2 separate regions of the Homo sapiens genome follow, and region 2 is linked to region 1. Evidence: chromatin loops called from intact Hi-C (ENCODE). Cell type or tissue: dorsolateral prefrontal cortex. All regions are shown on one strand. Each heading gives the region's core, and the rest is flanking DNA. Links, peaks and the distances in the headings are about the cores only.

Region 1 (8,333 bases), core at 250-8,249:
ACACAAGGGGATGGTGGCCATGTACAAGCCTAGGACAGAGGCTTCGGGAGGAACCAACCCAGCCAACACCTTGATTTCAGACTTCTGTGTTCCAGAATTGTGAGAAAATATGATTCTGTTGTTTAAGCCACCCAGCTGGTGGCACTTTGCTATGACAGCAAACTAATACAGTTCCTAAGTCACGAGCACTTGCTCATTCCACAGAGCTCAGAGTTCAGTGACAGTCAGGAACAGCGGCATTGCTCACCCACGCCACTTTAAGACTGTCAATGACATCTGTTCAAATAAATTTATGTTCCCATCTCCCTAGGTGAGAAGAAAAATTTGTGCATTAATATGTGGAGAATAAGTAGGAGGGAAACAGGAGAGAGTTTCAGTATAGACATTTTATTCCCCTCATCCCCTATCCTCCAAAGATAAGATGTTCCTGGGGAAAATGCCCCTGAAGTAATTTTCTCAATTCTTTCTCACACACAGCAGGCACATACCTCCCTTCTAGCCAATCTGACCCAGGGCAAGAGCTTTAATCGGGGGCAGGGAGAGGAGAGGAGGAGGCATCCCTGAGGACAGATGAGGAGAGTAAGTAAGGTGGGTGCTCACAGGCAAGGGGCTGGGGGCAGAGTGACATGGAGAGGGTTGGGAGGGAGGGAAAAGCAGCAGGGGCCCAGAAAAGTGTTTCCCTTTGCTTCCTCCCGACTCTTTTTCTTAAGAGCCAAACCGTTCAAGTGACGTGACAAGAAGAAGGAAAAAAAATGTCCAAGGATTAGGAGAATGAAAAATTAAGAGAATTTCCCTGCCCTTTTTTCCTTTTTTATACTTTCTTTCTCCAGTTCACTCTACCCTCCACCTCTCCCTTCTTTCAAAATATCCTACATCACAGGTATTCTCACTGCCTATCAATCACCTATTTTGGGACCAAAGAATGGCAAGGAGGAGAAGTACATATAAAGGGGGCTGACCACAGATGACCATACCTTCACCGCCTCCTAAATGACCATACTTTGACTGTATCGTAAACTCATCAACCATTAACAAACTTACATTTGTACATTATTTGTAGGAGACAGCTTCTGGGCTGTCTGCCAAGTCCAAACCCTCCTGCTCTGCCTCCCACCTAGGGGACTGGGACTCTGGAGCACGGTCTGATCTACGTGACCCTGGCCAGGAGTCCCCTGGCCCAAGATGGGCAAATAAGTCTCTTACCTAGAAGTCTAACGTGGACTCACTACTCAATCTTTTTTAACTGCTTGTCAGTTTCCAGTTATTACAGGGAATATCAGATGTCAGCTGGCTTGAGGCTAAGGGTGTCATTTTAAAGGCAGAAATTTTAACCTACATACACACAAACAGAGAAAGCCAAAAAGAGAGAAGAATAAAAGAGACATAGAGGGAGAGGCAGTTTGTCAGAGACCAGCTGCCCCAATAAAGTAATCCTGGGTCCTGTACAACATCCATTTCTTTCTTGTTTTTGGTCCCTTGGGTTCTTCATTAAAAAGTGTGTTTTTTTGCCTAAGCTGATAGGTTTGTATTTGCAACCAAAGAGCCTTGATAAAATAGTGATTTACAATTTACTAAGCACTTGCAGGTACAATAATCTCATTCGGGACTCACAGTACCCTATGGAAATGAAGAGACCAGTTTCTTTTACCTTGTGTAACAACTTAAGACATACAGGCCCTTGAACACTGGTAGCTGCCTTCTCAGCACCCAGCCACTACCCTGAAAGGACGTCCAGGTTATCCAGGAGAGAGAGGAGGACTCAAGACAGGCATTGTGAGATGAGAGACATGGAGAGAGGGGCCAGGTGAAGGAGAACTAAGACCACCCAGGCAAACTCCTGGTGAATGTTGCTACGTGAATGACCCCAGCCAACACAACAGACAAGAGCAGAGCTGCTCTGTCAACCCATAGAATCATGAGAAAGTATACACTGTTGTTGTTTTAAGCCATTAACTTTTGGGACTGGCTTGTTACATAACAAGAGATACATGAAACAGATGTTAGGCAGCTTCTCCTATATCTCAAAGCTAAATAAATACAGCTTGTCTTCAGGTCTCCTAACTGATTGCAGTGATTTATTCACTGTGCTAAGATGTGACTGAAAATGAGAAAAATAACTCAAAAGTTTCATACGTGTCATTTAAATAATAGAAAACGAATTTTAGCTCAGAACACCCAGCTGTGAAATTATCCTGTCAGCATGTAAATGAATTAAAAATATATGTAGGTAAATGTGGACAGGTAGGAGACTGTTATTAAAATACTTGGTTACATGGTTACTCAACGACTAAGTGCTTTTCTCCTCTGTGTTGAAAGAATTTTTTTAAAAACCTACCAAATACAGAATATACAACAATGCTCATAGCAGTATTAGTTCTAATAGCAAAAAAAAAAGAAAGAAAAAAAAAGAAACAACTCAATTACCCAGTGAGAGGAAAAAGGACAAATCACAATATATTCATAAACAGTGAAAATAAGGAACTACAGTTTCATGCATGGATAAATCTCAAAAATATAAATAAAAATAAGTGAAAGAACAAAAACAACTTAATATCATTTATATAAAATCCCCAAAATACAACCCTTAGCAACATCTTTAGGAATACCTATATAATAAAAGCAAAAACGAAAACCAAGGGAATACAAAATTCAAAATAGCAGGTTCCTTTAAGGGGAAGGAAATTGGAAACATTTGGGAAAAGGCACAGAGATGGCTCCAAACACATTGGTCATATTTCATTTCTTTTTTTTTTTTTTTTTTGAGATGGAGTTTTACTCCTGTTGCCCAGGCTGGAGTGCAATGGCGCAATCTCGGCTCACTGCAACCACCATCTCCCAGGTTCAAGCGATTCTCCTGCCTCAGCCTCCCGAATAGCTGGGATTACAGGCATGCGCCACCATGCCCAGATAATTTTGGTATTTTTAGTAGAGACAGGGTTTCTCCATGTTGGTCAGGCCAGTCTCAAACTCCCGACCTCAGATGATCCACCTGCCTCGGCCTCCCAAAGTTCTGGAATTACAGGCATGAGTCACTGCGCCTGGCCCATATTTCATTTCTTAACCTAGGTGGTAGATACATGCGTGTATTTTAAAACAACCTTACCGCACATCTGCGATAAACAGCTTTTTGAATTTGTAAAATATTTCATGATAAAAACACACTTCTAAAAACAACCAAAGAATCTAGCAAAGGAAAATTAGATTTTCCAGATATACGTGCTTATTTCTAATACACAAAAATCAATCTAGCTCCCAAATGCTTAATATTATTTTTAAATAAAAAGGACACACTATAAAGATATATACTCACAATTATACAGAAATAATGGCAAAGCCTCCTATAATTCATAACTCATCAAAATTGATACCAAAGGAAAAATATTTATTTAAATGTAGTGCTTAAAATATTTCATTTAGGCCAGGCATGGTGGCTCATGCCTGTAATCCCAGGACTTTGGGAGCCCAGGGCAGGGGAACTGCTGGAGGCCAGGAGTTTGAGACCAGTCTGGGCAACGTAGCAAGAACCCATCTCTAATTTTAAAAAGCTCCCTGAAGGGTAAGGCACCAAAAAAGAAAAAATAAAATTTCATTTGGCCCCTTTCAGTTAGCCTTTTGGGACCCACCTGTATAATACCTGTTATACTTTCCCACCAACAAAATTCCCTTTAAACTGAGGACACAGGTGCCTGTCATTCCAAGTGAGGGCCTGGTGAGTGACCTGGACTTCCCATCAATCTGCCTGTCCTGGATAGGGATCCCTGACAGGACCACACTGTGTGCTAAGAGACCCATACTCGTCTCTGGCAGAGCTGACTGCATCAGGAACAGTCAGCTGACATAAAGCCAACCAGTCATGGTCTGCCACCTGCCTGCCTCTCCAGCTTTATTCCTACTACTCTCCTTTGAGATCAATGCATTTGCTATATCTTTCCCTCATGGCACCTTCCACAATTCCAAATAATCATACGTTTATTTCCATGATTACTCTTTGATACCTGTCTTTCCTCCTAAACTGTAAGCTCCATAAGAGTAGAAACAGGTCTTCGCTCATTATACACCCACTTTGAGCAGACCCAAAATTAAAACAAAGGAATCAAAGCTATAAGAGAATCTCATGTATCCTCAAAGAGGAAAACACCAAAAAATGCTACAATAAATTTGACAAGTTTAAGGAGTTTATAGAAACATACCTGAATGAAGTTGAATTTTCCCAATAACACCTTCTACCAACCCCAAACAAATGGGATTCCAGGCAAGAAGTAGATCAGTAGCTAAAATAAAATAGGAAGCAGTGATGAGAAAACATTCACCAGAAAATATATTAAAACAGTATCTTTAGCAGTGTATTGAAAAAAAATCAATGTCCCAAAAAAGCAGTATGAATATCCAAATGGAATACATTACCATAAAGCAATTTGTGACAAAGTATTAAATGTGAGGCCTGAATAAGGCTTGGGATACAATAAGGCTTCGGACAGTTAAGGGGAAAGCAGTAACATTCAGAAAACTCTTCCCAGATAGGAAGCAGTACCTTGGCGCCCTACAGTGGAGGAACAGGGCCATTACACTACAAGAGGACAAACGGAGGAGCTGCGTGTGGTCCTACAGCACAGGATCCAAAGACAGGGCCTAAGAAATTGCCACAGAGCTGTCCACTTACTGGATCACACTCTGGAAAATACATTTTCCCGAAGATGCTTATACCAAACAAAGAAATCCGGAAAGCAACTGCTCTTTTATCTGACTTCCAGGACAAATACAATAGGAACTGTTTCCGTTTGAGTGCCTTCTACGTGCCAGGCATCTCAATCAGGGTTCCTCATCTAAACCACAGAACAGTGATTTGTTTTGGGTGACAGTTTTCTCACTTCTTCCATATGAGAAATTAGATGACACAAGCTGGTTCCATTCTAGACACACAAGAGAGAAGCAAATTCATTACATGCAACGGATGCCTAAGGACAGGGTTTATTCTCTTGTGTGGCCCAGATTGCAAAAGGTTATATACGTGGTAATAAACGTAACATTTGTGGTAGTTCGACAGGTGAAGATTATCAAGAATGAAAACAATATTTGTCTTGGCAGAAAATTAAAATTACATTTTCATTATTATCATTTACAATTTATTTTAGTGAAACTTACACTCAATCTGTAACTCACAGAGTAATTATACACTTAATAGTTTAGCCTCCAAATTCATTTGAGTTTTGACTATTGCATCTTGAATGTCTTTGTTATGATACATTCAATGGAAGGCAAAAAAAGTTGACTTGTTTTTGGCTGGACGTGGTGGCTCATGCCTGTAATCCCAGCACTTTGGGAGGCTGGGGAGGGTAGATCGCCTGAGGTCAGGAGTTCGAGACCAGCTGGCCCACATGGTGAAACCTCATCTCTACAAAAATTAGCCAGGCATGGTGGCACGCGCCTGTAGTCCCAGCTACTCAGGAGGCTGAGGCAGGAGAATCACTTGAACCTAGGAGGTGAAGGTTGCAGCGAGCCAAGATCGCACCACGGCACTCCAGCCCAGGCAACAGTGCGATACTGTTTTTATTGCAAGAATTAAAGCAAAATAAGAAATTTATTTTTTAAAGGCTATTATAATACATTATCATTTCTAATCTTGACAACTCTGAGTTAAGTTTAAGGAGTCTCACTTTACAGATGAGGAAACAAATGCTGAGAAAAGTAAAACATGGTCAGGTCATACAATGGATCGGATCAAGGCTGCTACCAAAAACCAGGTCAGCCTGACGCTTAGCCCCTGCTCTAAACCTTTCTGTTACAGTGTCCCCTTCAGAAATTATACGTGGAACTAATCAGTAAGGCAGTGATTTTTAAATAACATGTACTATAAAATCAAAGAAAAAAAATCATCACCTATCCCACCACCCAGAGACAACTTCTTCAGCTACATTTCAGGGCATTTGTTTGTATACATACCAAACTGCAGCGCTAATAAATAAGCATTATTGATGGCAGCCGCAGCCTGTCTGGATGCATCCGGGGAGGCGCGGCCAGGGCTGCGCCCTCCATGGAGCCAGCAGGGCAGAAAACAAGCGGGAGCGCTGCCCCCTACCAAGTTGGCGGGGCTCCTGGCACAGCTGCAGCCAGCAGAGGCTCCAGACCTGGGCATTCCTGTACTCTCAGCTACCCGGGAAGACCCTCTTTCCCCACAGGCTCGGAAGTGCCTGCTCCCACTCCCTGGCCTCTCTCCCTGCTCCCAGCACCTGCTCTGGTGCAGAGCAAGTTGTGGCCGAGCCTGGGGACCGTCACGACCGAGTCGGGTGTGCACAGGCTTGGACACTGCTGTCACACCAGCTCCCTGCCGCCTCAGCCCCCTCTGGACTTCGGGTGCCGATAAGCGTGGGAGAGAGGCCAGCAGGGGTGAGGGCAGCTCCAAGTGGGCCTGCAGGCACCCCTCAGCCCAAACAGCCTGGGCAGTGGAGGGAGACAGACACAGGTTCCTGTCCAGAAAGGGGCAGATCACAGGTAAAACCCCACCTTCAAGCCAGGGACAACCTGAAGCCTGGGGTCTGAGCTGCAGGTTCCGGGTGGAGTCCGTGAGCTGGAGTAAGAACTCAGGGTGCTTTCTCCAGGCCGTCCGTGGCCTCCCATGGACCAATCAGCACACACTTCCTCCATTCTGAGCCCATTAAAAATCCCGGACTCAGCCAGACTCACAGATGTCCAGACCACCAGCTGCGGGAGGGAGCTGCCCCCTTCGGGTCTCCTCATTGGATGACCTGCCTGCAAAAAGGAGCTACCCACTTCAGGTCTCCTGAGAGCTCTTCTGGGGCTCAATGAAGCTGCTCTCTGCCTTGCTCCCCCTCCAGTTGTCCACATACCTTGCATACCTCATTCTTCCTGGACACGGGACCCCTGAATGGTGGGACTGAAAAAGCTGTAACACAAACAGGACCAAAACACGCCCCCTGCTCACCAGGTTGTGGGCAACAAGGAGGAAAGGGCTGCGGCCCTTCGGGAACACCAGACCTAGGGGCTCTCCGAGCCAGGGCTGTGACAGTGGGGCTCTGCAGTTCCTGGCATCTCCAAGCTTCCGGGCATCACTGCATTCCCCAGTACCTGCAGCAGAAACTGCTTGTGGTACACCTGGTCCAGCCACAGCCTTGCACAAAGCCAGTGCCTGTACCGGTGCCTGGAGCTGCCTGCCCTGCCACGGCTGGCACACCTGGCTGTGCATAGTGTCTGGACCGTGCACGCTCGCTCATACACCACTCGCCACTCCGCACCTGGCTTGCCATTGGCAGGCATGGGATCCGGGCTGGTAGTGCAAGCCCAGCACAGCTTGCCGAGCCAAGACAGTGGAAAAAGCCCAGTGGACCCGAGGAAAACTCAGGCAAAATCGCCACTGGCCACAGAAGTGTCCAGGTGGAAAAGCAACACCCTAAGGATCCCATGACATTATAGTTTTTTAAGTAATTTTTTCTAACATTTCTAACATAGTTTTTCTAAAATTTCATGAGTATTTTCTTCTTTAAAATATTCTTCAAGATTATAACTTCATGGTGACACAATTTTCCACTTAAGGAAGTACTTCCTCAAAGAAAACATTTAAGTGATTTGAAGTTTTTCCCCCATCATAAAAAACACTGTGATAAATGATGAATATTATGCAAATATTTGCCTCTCTAATTAATAGCTTTTGGATAGATTCCTGGGAATTAAATTAATAGGTTAAAACCTTAAAAATGTAAACTTCTCAAATAATACCAAATTGTTTGCTACAAAGGTTACATACCAAGTTAGATTTCTGCCAGAAGCATATGAATTTCTTTTTTGAATTAAAAAAAATTTTTTTTTAAAGCAAGGCCAGGCACAGTGGCTCATGCCTGTAACCCCAACACTTTGGGAGGCCAAGCTGGGTGGATTGCTTGAGGCCAGGAGTTCAGCCTGGCCAACATGGTAAAACCCCATCTCTACTAAAAATACACAAAAAATTAGCTGGGCGTGGTGGTGCGTGCCTGTAATCCCAGCTTCTTGGGAGGCTGAGGCATGAGAATTGCTTGAACCAGGAGTGGAGGCTGCAGTGAACTGAGATCATACCACTGCACTCCAGCCTGGGGGACAGAGCAAGATTCTGTCTCAAAAAAAAAAAATTAATAATTTTGAGTTAAAAATTTAGAATTTATCTAATTTTGCTAATTTGATGGCATCTGGCATCTATTGCCTAACATGATGTTTATTTCCTTTCTATTGCTGATAAGATTAAACACTTAATTATAAAATTGGCTGCTTATGGCCGGGCATGGTGGCTCATGCCTATAATCCCAGCACTTCGGAAGGCCGAGGCAGGAGGATCACTTGAGGTCAGG
Region 2 (8,333 bases), core at 76-8,075, 140 kb after region 1:
TAATCCCAGCACTTCGGGAGGCTGAGGAGGGTGGATCATGAGGTCAGGAGATCAAGACCATCCTGGCTAACACAGTGAAACTCCATCTCTACTAAAAATACAAAAAATTAGCTGGGTGTGATGGCGGACACCTGTAAACCCAGCTACTTGGGAGGCTAAGGCAGGAGAATGGCATGAACCTGGGAGGCAGAGCTTGCAGTGAGCTGAGATAGCGCCACTGCACTCCAGCCTGGGCGACAGAGCGATACTCTGTCTCAAAATAAATAAATAAACAAACAAATAAATAACATAAAAAATAAAAAATCATAAATGCCAGTGGGAGTATTTGAAATATAGGTGGTTGGGGGCAGCAGGCACAATGGCTTGCACCTACAATCTCAGTACTTCGGGACGCTGAGATGGGAGAATCACTTGAGCCCAGAAGTTCAAGACCAGCCTCAGCAACATAGCAAGACCCTGTCTCTACAAAGAATTTTTTTAAATTAGCCAGGTATGGTGGCGTGTACCTGTAATCCCAGGTACTTGGGGGGCTGAGGTAGGAGGATTGACTGAGACTGAAGTGAGCTATGATTATGTCACTGCACTCCAGCCTGGGGAACAGAGTAGGACCCTGTCTCAAAAAAAAAAAAAAAAAAAAAAAAAAAAAAAAAGGCTAGGTGTGGTGACTCACACCTGTAATCCCAGCATCCCAGCACTTTGGGAGGCTGAGGCAGGTGGATCATTTGAGGTCAGGAGTTTGAGACCAGCCTGGCCAACATGCTGAAACCCCGTCTCTACTAAAAATACAAGAAAAATTAGCTGGGCATCGTAGCGGGCACCTGTAATCCCAGCTACTCAGGAGGCTGAGGTAGGAAAATTGCTCGAACCAGGGAGGCGGAGGTTGCAGTAAGCCCATATTGCACCATTGCATGCCATCCTGGGCAACAGAGTGAGACTCCACCTCAAAAAAAAAAAAAAAAAAAAAAAAAGAAAGAAAAGAAAAAAGAAAAAAGAAATATAGATGGTGGGTGGGGAGCCACTCCACTGTTAAGCAGGGTGTGGCTTTTCTCTCGGATTGTTTTGAAGACCTTCTCTTTGTCTTTGGTGTTCTGCAGCTTTACTATATTGTGTCGGGTGTGGATTTCTTTTCATCTATTTCACCTAGTATGTATTGTGATTCCTATTGTTATGGGCTGAATTGTGAATTGTGTTCCCCTCCCACCACCAAATTCACCTATTGAAGTCCTAACCCCCATGGCCTCAGAATGTGGCTGTATTTGGAGATAGGGTCTTTAAAGAGGTAATTAGATTAAATGAGGTCAGTAGGCTGAGTCCTAATCCAATATGATGGAGTCCTTATAGAAAGAGATTAAGACACAAACATACACAGAGGGGAGACCACGTGAAGACACAGGGAGAAGACAGCCACGTGCAAGCCAAGGAGAGAGATTCAGAAGAAACCAACCCTGCTGACACCATGACATGAGACTTCTAGACTCCCGAGTGGTAAGAAAATTAATTTCTGTTGTTCAAGCCACCTAGTCTGTGGTGCTTTGTTAGTTCAGCGCTGGCAAATGGATACCCTGACATCTAAGGATGCATGTCTTCTACATTCTGTAATGTAAGGATGCATCTAAGGATGCGTGTCTTTTACATTCTGGAAAATTCTCAGTTGTTTCTCTTTGGCTATATTTCCTCTTCAGCTGTTTGGCTCTTGTTCTTTTTCTCTGCCCTCTCCTAGACTGCAATCTAATGAATATTAAATTTATTCTCTCCTCCCTGCTCCATGAACTCTTCTGTGTTTCCCACCTCCTTCCTGTCCCCATTGCAGGCAGGGTGATTTCTTCAGATCTCTCCTCCAGTTCACTCATCTTCTCAATATCTGCATCAAATTTGGTGTTTAACCATTATGTTTGTTTAAACAATTGTTTTACATTTTTAAAGTTTCATTTCTTTTTCAAATCTTGCCTTTGGCCAAGTGCAGTGGCTCACGCCTAATTCCAGCACTTTGGGAGGCTGAGATGGGAGGATTACTTGAGGCCAGAAATTTGAGACCACCCTGGCCAATACAGTGAGATTCCCTGTGGCTACAGAAAATTAGCCAGGTGGTTGGGTGCGGTGGCTGACGCCTGTAATCCTAGCACTTTGAGAGTCTGAGGCAGGCAGATCATCTGAGGTCAGGAGTTTGAGACCAGCCTGACCATGGTGAAACCCCATCTCTACTAAAAATACAAAAAAAATTAGCTGGGTGTGGTAGCACCTGCCTATATAGTCCCAGCTACTTGGGAGGCTGAGGCAGGAGAATTGCTTGAACCCAGGAAGCAAAGGTTGCAGTGAGCCGAGATCACACCATTGCACTCCAGCCTGGGCAAGAGAATGAGACTCTGTCTCAAAAGAAAAAAAAAAAAGTGCTCATGTAATTCAATAATAAATACAATTGTCTGGGCACAACGACTCATGCCTGTAATCCCAGCACTTTGGGAAGCCAAGGGTGGGAGGACTGCAGGCAGTTTGAGACCAGCTTGGGTAACATGGCAAGACCTCTATCTCTGAAAAAAATACAAAAATTAGCTGGGCGTGGTGGCACGCACCTGTAATCTCAGCTACTGGAGGGCTGAGATGGGAGGATCACTTGAGCCCAGGAGGTAGAGGTTGCAGAGAGCCATGATTGCACCACTGCACTCCAGCTTGGGCATCAGAGCAAGACCCTGTCTCAAAATAAATAAATATAATTGTGATAAATTAGTATTTTAAATAAGAAAATATTAGAAGCACAAACTCAGAACCTCTGGAGGCGAAACAGATGAGAGAGATGGAACATACAGATATCAAGTGTGGGTGACTTATTCATTCTTAGGTTGGGTGGTGAATTCCTAAGAATTCAATTTATTCTTGACAATGTCATATGATATATATACATCATATATCATTTTATATATTTATATATATATATGAGTAACATATTACCTCTTGTTTTGAAATAGCATTTTGTTTAGGGGAATCAGAAAGGCCCATATTCAGTCAGACACAGTGACTCATGCCTGTAATCCCCGCACTTTGGGAAGCTGAGGTGGGCAGATCACTTGAGGTCAGAAGTTCGAGACCAGCCTGGCCATCATGGCGAAACCCCCAACTCAACTAAAAATATAAAAATTAGCTGGGTGTGGTGGTGCACACCTGTAGTCCCAGCTACATGGGAGGCGGAGACAGGAGAATCGCTTGAACCCGGGAGGCAGAGGTTGCAGTGAGCCGAGATTGTGCCATTGCATTCCAGCCTGGGTAACAAGAGTGAAACTCCATTTCAAAAAAAAAAAAAAGAAAGAAAGAAAGAAAGAAAGAAATGGCCATATTCTACCTCCGGCCAGTCACGTCTACCTAGACCTAGTTCCAAAGCAGGCAATGGAGGGTAAATGGAAGGCCAGCCAAGGGATTGTGGAGTGTTCCTCCAAATCCCACTAGAGAGAGTGGATAGGCTGGGCTGGACCCACAGCTGCCCTCTGTGTCTGAGTTGATCAAGCTGTGAGGTCTGTGTACAGGTTCCAAGGTTGAAGGTTTACTTCCCTGATGCTCAGATTTGAGTCTCAGATGCTGGTCTGTGATATGGGACAAGTCAGTTTCACAGGGATCCATCATCATCTGGAAGAATGGATGCAGAGAGCAAGAGCAAGAACAAGACAGCCCCTGGAGCCAAGGCAAAGCTGGTGCAGGTCTCGGGAGGAGAAGGGAGAATGAGAATGCTCGCTCTCCAGTGAGGGTGCCAGCTGCCCTTCAGTGCTCCTGTGAGGTGGCATCAGGGGATCCAGGGAGGAGAACCACACCCTTATCCGAGGTCCCTTTTACTCAGTAACTGTCCAGTGGCCAGTGTAGCCCACTTCAGAGAAGCTCCCCTTAACTTGGGGGTGAAATCAGGCGTGGGGTGGGAGGAGGACGGGAAGGGGCCCTGTATTCCTGCTCCTGGAGGACAGCCTGCTTCAAACAACGCAGTTCCCGTTTAACATTTTAAAAATCAAATTAACACAGTTCCTGGAGCCTAATACGTGTTCCCTTGCTTCCTTTCCCTTCCCTTCAAGGAGCCTACCTTCTCTAGGATGAAGAACTTACCCAAATCTTTTAATCACGACAGGTATCGAGGTGCCCTTATTCCCGGCGGGGCCAGCAGGTTGGAGGCTGTCTCCTTAGGGACAGAGCTCCCTCTGCTGTCTCACCAGCCGCAGCCTTCAGGATGCAGAACAGAGCCCATCCCACGGCGACATCAGCTTCAAATAATTGTCATAATAACCTGTGACAATCTGCTTTTCATAGAGGACAATTGTCTGTTGATATGTAGCTTAATAGTGGTAATATGGAGTATGGCAAAGGCTGGAGAATCAGCCAGGGCCCTGTGCAGCAGTGACCTTTGGTGTGCTTCTTAATTTCCTTGAGCCTCACTTCTCTTGTCTTTAAAGTGGATATAATGGATCCGCGTATCAGTCAGGGTCCAGTGAGGAAAACAGAAATTATGGTACAGATGCTCCCCTGCTTATGGGTTTATCGGGATGCTCCACCTCCCGATAAACCCATTGAACATTGAAAATATCCTATGTAGGAATTCAACTTTCAGTATTTTCAACTGGGTTATCCCCATATAACCTCATTGTAAGTTGAGGCGTGTCCTGAATGCTATTGCTTTTGCACCATCGCAAAGTTGAAGAATCATAAGTGGGGCGCTGTGTGTAGTTGTTTTTTTGTTTTTTGTTTTGTTCGTTTGTTTTTTTGAGACAGTCTCGCTCTGTTGCCAGGCTGGAGTACAGTGGTGCCATCTCAGCTCACTGCAACCTCCACCTCCTGGGTTCAAGCAATTCTTGTGCCTCTCAGCATGCTGAATAGGGCTCTGGCTGATGAAGTAGGTGAGGCCCGGGGAGCCTCTATAGGGATGCGAGAACTTATCCCAAGGGTAATGGGAATCACTTGCAGAATTTTTCTTTTTTTTTTTTTTTTTTGAGACGGAGTCTCACTCTGTCACCCAAGTTGGAGTGCAATGGCGCGATCTCGGTTTACTGCAACCTCCACCTTGCGAGCTCAAGCGATTCTCGTGCCTCAGTCTCCTGAGTAGCTGGGATTACAGGCGCCCACCACCATGCACGGCTAATTTTAGTATTTTTAGTAGAGACGGGGTTTCGCCATGTTGGCCAGGCTGGCCTCAAACTCCTGACCTCAAATGGTCGGCCTGCCCTGGCCTCATGTGTATGTTATTATGACCCTGTAACTGCTATCTACAGCTGAGCCAAATAATGCAACATAATCACTTTTCCTTTCCTATATAACTTTCATCTTAAAGAGTTAGTAAATTTCGGCCGGGCATGGTAGCTTACGCCTGTAATCCCAGCACTTTGGGAGGCCGAGGTGGGCGGATCACGAGGTCAGGAGATCAAGACCATCCTGGCCAACACGATGAAACCCCCGTCTCTACTAAAAAAAAAAATACAAAAATTAGCTGGGCCTGGTGGCAGGCTCCTGTAGTCCCAGCTACTCCGGAGGCTGAGGCAGGATAATGGCGTGAACCCAGGAGGCCCAGCTTGCAGTGAGCGAGATCACACCACTGCACTCCAGCCTGGGTGACAGAGCGAGACTCCATCTCAAAAAAAAAAAAAAGGAGAGTTAGTAAATTCCTTATTTTCTGTTCACTTGGTTTTCTAGGTACTTATTATTAAGATATCCCCAAATTATCCCTCAGTTGTTTGCTTTCCTTTCAGTAAGATCAAATAAATTAGGTATTCTTTAAATTTAATCTTCTTAAAGAAATCTCCATCACAGCCTTTTAAAAAGTAGTGGTGCTGGGCGCGGTGGCTCACGCCTGTAATCCCAGCACTTTGGGAGGCCGAGGCGGGCGGATCACGAGGTCAGAAAATCGAGACCATCCTGGCTAACACAGTGAAACCCTGTCTCCACTAAAAATACAAAAAAATTAGCCGGGCATGGTGGCACATGCCTGTAGTCCCAGCTACTTGGGAGGCTGAGGCAAGAGAATCACTTGAACCCGGGAAGCAGAGGTTGCAGTGAGTTGAGATTGCACTACTGCACTCTAGCCTGGGTGACAGAGCGAGACTCTGTCTCAAAACAAATAAAAAATAAATAAAAAATAAAAAAGTAGTGGTAAAATACATATAAGATAAAATTTACCATTTTAATCCCTTTTAAGTGTATAGTTCAGTGGCTTAAGCACATTCCCACTGCTGTGCAACCATCACCACCATCCATTTCCAGAACTTGTTTCATCTTCCCAAACTGAAGTATCATACTCATTAAGTAATAACTCCTCAGTCCTCTTTCCCCCAACCCCTGGCAACCACCATTCTACTTTCTGCTACTAGGAACTGGACTAGTCTAGGTACCTCATACAAGTGGAATCATATATTTGTCCTTTTGTGACTGGCTTATAACACTTAGCATAATGTCCTCAAAGTTCCTCCATGTTGTAGCAAGCATCAGAATTTCCTTCCCCTTAATAGCTGAATACTATTCCATTGTAGGCATATACCAGCATTTATTTATCCATTCGTCCATTTGATGGACGCTTGCATTGCTTCCACCTTTCAGTTATTGTGAATAATGCTGCTGTGAATATAAGATGTCTTAGTCTATTCAGGCTGCTATAGCAAAATACACTAAATGCGATAGCTTTTTATTTTTTTGCCCTCTGAACAAATGGACGCTTTTATTTTTTATTTTATTTTTAGAGACAAGAGTCTTGTTCTGTTGCCTAGGCGGCTAGAGTGAGGTGGAGCTATCATAGGTCATCACAGCCTCAAATTCCTGGGCTCAGGTGAGCCTCTTATGCAACTAGGACTACAGGTGTGCACCATCATGCCTGGATAATTTTTTTTTCTTTTTGTACAGATTTGGGGGGGTGGGTCTTGCTATGTTGCTCAGACTAGTCTCGAATTCTTGGCTTCAAGTGATCCTTCTACATTGACCTCCCAAAGTGCTAGGATTATAGGCGTGAGCCACCGTGCCCAGCCTGGATAGCTTCTAAACAATAGAAATTTATTTCTCACAGTTCTGGAGGCTGGATGTTCAAGATTAAAGCACCAGAATGATTGGGTTCTGGTGAAAGCTGTTTTCTGGTTTGTAGATGGTTTGAGTGCAGTGACACAATCATGGCTCACGGCAGCCTCGATCTTCTGGGCCCAAGCAATCCTCCCATCTCAACCTCCTGAGTAGATGAGACTACAGGCATGCACCACCATGCTTGGCTAATTTTTTTTTTTTTTTTTTTTTGAGATGGAATCTCACTCTGTTGCCCAGGCTGGAGTGCAGTGGCAGGATCTCAGCTCACTGCAACATCCACCTCCTGGGTTCAAGCGATTCTCCGGCCTCAGCCTCTTGAGTAACTGGGATTACACGAACCCGCCACCATGCCTGGATAATTTTTGTATTTTTAATACAGACGGGGTTTCACCATATTGGTCAGGCTGGTCTCAAACTCCCGACCTCAGGCGATCTGCCCGCCTCAGCCTCCCAAAGTGCTGGGATTACAGGCGTGAGCCACCACACCCAGCCTAATTTTTTATTTTTTTTAGAGATGGGATCTCACTATATTGCTCTGGCTGATCTCAAACTTCTGTGCTCAAATAATCCTCCCGCCTCAGCCTCCCAAAGTGCTAGGATTATAGGCGTGAACCACTATGCTGGACTTCAAGGTCTTTTTAATAAAAGCACTAATCCCATTCATGAAGGCCCCACCCCCATGACTTAATTACCTCCCAAAGTCCCCACCTTCTAATACCATCACCTTGGTTTAGGTTTTAACATATGAATTTTGGGAGGACAAACTCAGAAGACAGCAATGGAGGTACAAATGTCTCTTTGAGACCCTGCTGTCAATTCTTTTGGGTATATTTTGAGAGGTAGAATTGCTGGATCATATGGTAATTATATTTTCAATTTTTTGAGGAACTGTTATACCATTTTCCACAGCAGCTAGACCATTTTACATTCCCAGCAGCAGTGCACAAAGCATTCCAGTTTCTCCACATCCATGCCAACACTTGCTATTTTCCCTTTTGGGTCAGTAGTAGTCATCCTGGTGGGTGTGATGCTCTTTCCTCTTGGTAGTTTTTTTTTTTTTTTTTTTTTTTGAGAAGGAGTCTGGCTCTGTTGCCCAGGCTGGAGTGCAGTGGCACAATCTTGACTCACTGCAACCTCTGCCTCCTGGGTTCAAGGAATTCTCATGCCTGAGCCTCCCAAGTAGCTGGGATTACAGGTGTGTGCCACCATGCCCAGGTAATTTTTGTATTTTTAGTAGAGATGGGGTTTCACCACATTGGCCAAGATGGTCTCACTAACTCCTGACCTCAAGTGATCCACCTGCCTCC

What was found. A loop is a pair of places that touch in the nucleus more often than their neighbours do. Peaks named below come from ENCODE experiments on the same cell type or tissue, not always from the same donor. Only the 100,000 strongest peaks of a DNase experiment are listed, where the experiment ranks them.
Region 2: it touches region 1 in a loop (3-fold over the local background); 11 of 110 quality-filtered maps call a loop at or near these places.

What each region holds. Positions count from the first base shown.
Region 1 is chr10:119,747,014-119,755,346 of GRCh38, reverse strand. It overlaps INPP5F (inositol polyphosphate-5-phosphatase F), which reads right to left. Exons shown (of 20, transcript NM_014937.4): 2 at 4,191-4,271. Among named protein-coding and RNA genes, the nearest start is that of INPP5F, 25 kb to the right of the region's middle. RefSeq lists a silencer at 6,996-7,290. In dorsolateral prefrontal cortex, for the core only: CTCF peaks have their summits at 4,336 and 4,536; DNase peaks (open chromatin) are centred at 4,566 and 7,263; H3K4me3 peaks cover 820 bases; H3K27ac peaks cover 3,452 bases.
Region 2 is chr10:119,604,351-119,612,683 of GRCh38, reverse strand. No RefSeq gene overlaps it. Among named protein-coding and RNA genes, the nearest start is that of TIAL1, 12 kb to the right of the region's middle. In dorsolateral prefrontal cortex, for the core only: CTCF peaks have their summits at 3,961 and 4,164 (motif pointing left); a DNase peak (open chromatin) is centred at 4,173; H3K4me3 peaks cover 718 bases.